Linked DNA regions of Homo sapiens: region 1 is linked to region 2. Evidence: chromatin contacts called from ENCODE Hi-C or POLR2A ChIA-PET data. All regions are on one chromosome and are shown on one strand. Each heading gives the region's core, a stretch centred on a gene start or an enhancer-like site at or near the end of the contact. The rest is flanking DNA. Distances are from core to core; before and after follow the strand shown.

Evidence for each region. A loop is a pair of places that touch in the nucleus more often than their neighbours do. ChIA-PET counts read pairs that join two places held with the same protein, here RNA polymerase II (POLR2A). Pooled maps may share reads with other maps.
Region 1: a map of PC-9 shows a loop between it and region 2 (6-fold over the local background). The contact joins two enhancer-like sites. A Hi-C loop is called at or near these places in 5 of 168 maps with a recorded cell type or tissue (PC-3, PC-9, astrocyte of the cerebellum and 2 more) and 2 of 50 pooled maps. POLR2A ChIA-PET finds 5 or more read pairs at or near these places in 1 of 52 experiments (Caco-2).

The regions. Positions count from the first base shown.
Region 1 is chr6:1,380,874-1,383,999 of GRCh38, reverse strand. The region is part of intron 1 of FOXF2-DT (FOXF2 divergent transcript); the gene reads left to right. Among named protein-coding and RNA genes, the nearest start is that of FOXF2-DT, 7.0 kb to the left of the region's middle. RefSeq lists an enhancer at 1-230 and silencers at 1,903-1,952, 2,063-2,162. Within about 2 kb of position 1,435, at least 5 of the 41 ENCODE cell types and tissues checked have a DNase peak (open chromatin) inside an H3K27ac peak, as active enhancers do.
Region 2 is chr6:1,333,961-1,336,927 of GRCh38, reverse strand. The region is part of intron 1 of FOXF2-DT (FOXF2 divergent transcript); the gene reads left to right. Among named protein-coding and RNA genes, the nearest start is that of FOXQ1, 23 kb to the right of the region's middle. Within about 2 kb of position 1,352, at least 9 of the 41 ENCODE cell types and tissues checked have a DNase peak (open chromatin) inside an H3K27ac peak, as active enhancers do.

The sequences.
Region 1 (3,126 bases), core at 186-2,685, 47 kb before region 2:
CCTTCCCCCAAATAAATAAATATTTCCGAGGGCGGCGAACTCGGCGGGGCGCCGGGTCCTGAGCGCCTGGGCGATAGATGAACTTCCTGGCGCATCAAAACTCCCCTCTCGTCCTCCCCGCCGAGCTCAGGATATGGGGCGCGCTCGCTTCTCTTCAGAAAAGGAAACGTAGCTCTTCCAAAAATATAAATCAGCTCTGACGTCCAAATATTTCTTTTGTCCTCCAGCATCCTCTGTGGGGATAAATAAAACGTGCTCGGCGCCCAGAGGCCGACTAGGGACCTCAGGGCGCCCCGACGCCGCCTCCGAGAAGCTGCTTTGGGGAGCCCCCCAACCCCACCCCTCCCCGCAGCCTGGCCAAAGGCCCCGGGCCCCGGATGCGGCCTGACCTTCGGGCGGGCTGCGGCGGCGGGAGGGAGGGACACAAGCCCTCCGCGGAACCCCGGCGGCCTGCGAAGGCGAAAGGCGCCCGAGGCCGACCCAGTCGGGGAGGGGAGCTCGTTCGCGATGGGCCAAGAGAGGCCGGGGAAGCTCCGGGCGCGCCCTAGATGAGTTTGGGCCCCCAGGCTGCCTCTCCAGGCCGAGCTGTGCCAGGGAACCTACGCCCCCTCCCCTTCATTTCCGTCGGAGTTTCTGACCCCAGGGCAGCCTCCTCCTCGTGGGGACCCAGAGTAGTTCAAGTTTGGAGCACGGAGGGCCCCGACTGCGTCTTTTCCCAGCCGAGGCTGAGGCCGAGGCTGCTGCTCCTCCAGAAGCCAGTCGGCTTTGCGGCCTCAGAGGACACCACTGGCCTGGGGCGTGGCCCTCGAGGCTCTCCGCCCGTCAGACCTGGGGTCGGCTTGAGCCAGGTGACCCTTTCCAGCACCCCTGCCTCCCAACTCCCGCCTCCACCTTGGGGGAGGTGGACAGGTTTTCTGTAGCGGCTTGGAAATCTATGCCAAGGTAAACCACATGCACGAGGGTGGTTGAGATGCAGGGTTCTACAGGGGCTGAAGGGAGATCCTCCTAGGGGAGCACGGTGGCTGGAGGCGTGTCCGCACCTCCACTCCCCTTCCTGCTCCCCTGACTCCAAGGCGCTGAGAGCCCACGGGCCTTTCTGCTGCCCTCCTTTCCCAAGAAATCGCCCCATGGCACCCACGCGGCCAGTCTGCAAGGCTTTGGGGGTCAAACGGCCCAGGCAAGGAGAAATCTCCATCTGCTCAGGGGGAGCTCATCCTCCCCTCACGCCCTGTGCCCCACACCGAGGACTGTGTTCCAGGCCTGGGGCCTCGGGGCTGCGCGGCGGGGGCTGGTCTCCAGCCGCCCCTTCTCTCCAGGGGGGTCTTTATTGATGAGCTGCCTCGAAAACCCCCACCCAGAACGTCCCAGAAGGGTTTAGACAATCCATCACCCACCACTTCAAGGATGCTTCCTCCCTTTCAAACACAATCCTCGCACACCAGACGGGCTGCGGTGGGGAGGGGCGCGCACTTGAAAAGAGAACAGCTACATAATCAACGTCAAAGCCGTCCCGCAACCTTTCGGAAACAGGGACTTGGGCCAAAAATCCCTCAGGATGATTTACGGGGGCCCCCTCGCCCTCTCCGCCTGCCTCCACGTGACTCTGGCCCGCGCCCGCACGGCAGCCGCACACCCTGCCCCGTGCCAGGCAGCCCCGGGCCCCTCCGCGGGGAGTTCGTGTTTTAGGAGAAAGTGCTTTTTTCTCTTGGGGCCCGGGGGAAAAGGGGTCTCGGCCTGGCCAGAGAGTGCTTTGGTGGCTTGGTCGCGGTATCCTCGTGGGTGAACTGCGAAGGCCGGGCCTGGCCTCTTGGAGTCGTCCCACGCAAGTCACCTTCCCTCCCGCCAGAGCCCCGGGATTGCGCGGTGCGGGCTGCGCCTCCCTCTCCCCTCCGCGCTGCGCCTCCCTCTCCCCTCCGCGCTGCGCCTCCCTCTCCCCTCCGCGCTGCGCCTCCCTCTCCCCTCCGCGCGGGAGCGGGAAGAAGCCGCAGTTCCTCCGGCTTCCGCGGGGTGGCGCCAGGCTCTCGGGAATCGCGGCCCGCGGGGCTGCCCGGCGCGGCCGTCACCTGCTCGCGGCTCCCGGCGCCCCGCGACCCGTGGCCCCGCAACCCCTGCAGCCGAGGCCGGCCGGTGTGTGACCCGCAGGCGGGCAGGCTTCTGCAGCATCGCCTGTCTCGCGCTCGGCTGGCCCGCTTAGGGCACGTCCCGCGTTCCCGCCCTACCCTACCCGGACCCGCAAGAAGAGGGGGCAGCCGAGTCGCGCGTGGGCACCTCTCCGCGGGACGCAAGCGTCTTTAGGCTTTGCTGAAGAAACGATCATTCAGTTCCGTTATTTGGTTCTCTGAAGCAAGGGACGGGGGCTCTGTGTCTTCATTTGTAAGTTGTCCCGGAGCTCCTGGAGGTGCCCTGCGGTTTGGTGGAAAACAAGCAAATCAACAAATCATCCCACCCGCCCGCCCTTGGAGAAGCTGGATTCGGCCGACTCTGCGCGGCGTCAGCATTCTGTCCCTGAGGAAGTACCTCGTCTTTCGGTGGCTACAGGGACAGAAAGACAGCGATTTTTAAAAATTGTGATTTTTCATTTCTTTTAGCTTCTTAAGAACACCCTTGCAGCTGTCTAAACTCGTCCTGGTAGAAGTCTGCAAGACAGGAAGGAGCTTGAGGGGTCGTTGTGGGGCCGGCTTGATACAAAGGGGAGGCACCAGGTGGATCGGGGCGTCTCAGCCGGGGCTGCAGGATCTTTTTATATTTGTTATTACGAAAAAAGTTTCATAGTATACCAACGTGGAGCGAGTATACGCTCTCATACGCCCATCACCTACATGTAACAGTTACCAAGGTTTTGCCACACTTGCTTCATTCATCTTTCTGTTTTCATTTCTTGCTGAAATATTTTAGAGGAAATCTAGACATCATGTTTTAAAAGCGCACTTTGTAACTCCTCTCCACATCTCCGGTTCTAGCTCTCATACCTAAGATTACATTTTGGCATATGCACGCACACCTTCCCATGAGGAATTTCAAAATAGGGCTGAGACATTGTTGTGGATGTGTATTTTACAAACAGAACTCTCCATTTCCCCAGGTGACTTACAGCTCTGAGTTTCTTGGCTTTCTTCTGGCTGCTGG
Region 2 (2,967 bases), core at 103-2,602:
TTCGGATGTATTAGAACTGGATAGTCAGTGTCTGTGGTGTTTCCCTGATGTAGTCTAGTGAAACTCTCACACAGGGAAATGAGATTAATGTGAAAAGACTGTTTTTCTCTTGTCAACTTGGAGTCGCTGTTAGTGGTTACTGAGTGGCACAGCTGAGCAGGGCAGGCCGCTGTGGGCGAGTCAGTTTCCGTGGGCCATTTTCCATCTTTCTTGACCTCTTCTATAAAGTCCAGGCAAAAAGACCCAATCCTCTTACCAATGCTGTGGGAAATTAATTCTTTTCCCTAGTACACTTTGGCAAATGTAATTCTGAATAACAAACCACTCCTTTAGCTCACTCATTTCAGCCCAAACTGAAGGTGTGACCCTTCATTGACATCCCTCCTCTCTTGGGCGCAGCTGCCTCTTAGGGGTTGAGACTGTGTGCTGGCAGGTAGCACTCTCCAGCTGTCTTGCTGTTATCTTCACACTTACCTGCAGGCTGCAGTGTTGCCATGATTATCACCCAGCCCATGCACCAGGTTGGGTTTTCCAAGTGTACAAACAGGTTGGGTGGAGGTTTCAGGTAGACACTGAATTCATAGAGCAGACAAAGAAAGCATGGGAGGTTAGCTCTGAGTTCCAAGAATAAAGTAAAGCCAAGTGCCTTCATGAAGCCCCCATAATGTTTGTAATAAAGCTCACCACTGGGCTTTCTGGCCTCAGTTTCTTCATCTGCAGAATCCATGGGCTAGCCGTGATTATACTTAAGGCTAATACTTTACCCTGAATATTCAGGTTCTAGGTATATGCTTCATTAAAACTATCTAGGGCCTCAGAAGTTTAGAATTCTGATTTCGCAAAATTCTGATAAAAAATAAAATGTGTGAACATGAGGGCAGCAATCTTGGTAATAAGGAAAAGCCTGGGGTAGGGCTGGAAACCTCGTAGGCACAGAGGCCCTCCAAGAGGTCCCTTCCCATTGATCGGGCCGGGCTAGGGCAGTCACAGCGTGCTGGTCTGGTGGAGTTTATGCAGCAACACAAACAAGAAACGCAGCAGCAGGGACAGAAAATCCCCATGAAGTCTGCCTTCTGCAACTAACTCTCGGTCCACCCCTCTCCACATCTTGGTCTTCCCTTCCCAACCCCATTCACATCCTTCCAGGGGAGAACGTGCAAGAAATTTCTCCTTTCCTGCAAGCAAAGGAATCCAGTAGTGCCACCTTGGTCAGAATGGCCCTTTGTTCTGCTGTTTAATGACTAATTATGATGCTATGAGAGGCATACACAACTCTGGCAGAGCCAGGCCCTCCTGCTCCAGCAGGGCTGAGCGGCTGGAAGTGTGTAATCTTCGGAAAGCTGTGACTGCGACCTGGAGTTGCGTAAGAAATAATTACAGAATCCAGCCAGGGCTTGCTTCTTGCCACAGGCTCCAGGCTTTTACCCCCGGTAGCTTTACATGCTTGTTAATTTTTAAACTGTCGAGTAGTAGCAGAATATTTTGTAAGCTTCAGTAATGGTTGCAGAGTTCAGTTTGGGGCAAGGAGAGGAAAGGGAGGGCGGGGGAAGGAGGTGAAGGAGTGGGTCCCATTTGCTTCCAGAACAGTTTTGTCTTTCTGCAAGCCTTGGTCCTGTGGTAGGCCTAAACTTTCCTCCTTTACCATAGAAAAGGAGTTTAAAAACAAACATACAAGCCTTGTTAAAGTCTCTCAATTTTTAAAAACCAGTTCTTTAAAAAAAAAAATCCTTTGCAATACTCATTATCTTATAAAAGAGACCTCATGTATGATTTTAATCTTAAAAAGTAAGTAAAAAAAAATTCATGTAGCTTCTGGTTAGCTACCAGAATCTTAAGGAGAAGAAAGAAAGATTTTTATCTGTGAAAACTCCTGCATGCACTAGCGACAAAGCCTGATGCTCTAATCTGCTCAGACGGCCGAAGCTTCCAGTCTGAATCCGTGGCAGGCAGCCTCTTGACCTCCAAGCATCGGTCTCTTCTGCAAAATCAGGGCGCGTCCTCTGTTGGTCTGTGTACTTTTGTGGCGCCTATCACTGTGGGATCTGGGCTCAGAGACAAAAACATCAGGCAAAATACAAATTTGTGTATTATGGAAGGAAATGCCGTCTGGCTCCCTGGAGTCACCCTTGGCTTACGTGCAGTGAGGACTTTATCCCAGGGTGGTTTGCATATAGCCTAAGAAAAAGTGTGGACGAAACCAACCCTAGAGACTTCCTTGTTTTCATTTATAAAAGAAGCAACAAGTTAGTGTTTGTGAAGTTGGGTAAAATTACTTAAGTTTTAAAATGTGCTGCTAACTGTCTCCATTGAAACAGGTAACGGCCTTCTACTCAAAAGAATGAGGAGGTTTCTTCTCTCTTCCTTTCCTTTCCTTTCTCCTTCCCTCCTCCCTCCTTTAAACCTTTATGCTTTCCTTCCCTCCTTTGTTTTCTCCTCCTTTTTCTCTTTTGTATTCTTCCCCAAATAGTAAACTATGTTTGTCTTAATAGTAAAGTAATGCACATTAATGATAAAAATGACTTCTGCCAAGTAGAATACAAGAGTGTAAGGTAAAAGATAAAATGTTTTTCCAAAGATAAAAGACCTCTCCAGCTTTACCAGATACACAGAGGTAACTGCAATTTAAGTCTTTCTTAAAATCTTTCTGAAAATTTCCTCTGCACGTGCAAACTTTCACACAGACGGATATATATCTATTTAACCTTCACTGCAAATGGGGTCACACTCGATGTATTGTCCGCAGCACACTTCTCCTCACTCAACAGTGTATCTCAGAACCTTTCCACAAGAGCATAAGAATCCACCCATGCTTAATAGTCCATTGTGTGGTTTGTATCATAATGAATTTAACCAGTTTCTTAAATTGATATTAGCAAGTTTTCTCCCCCCATTTGGGGAGATTACAAACAATACAGCAAGACGTGTCCTGGTACCCTTGCACTCTTTGCACAGATGAGAGAACAAACC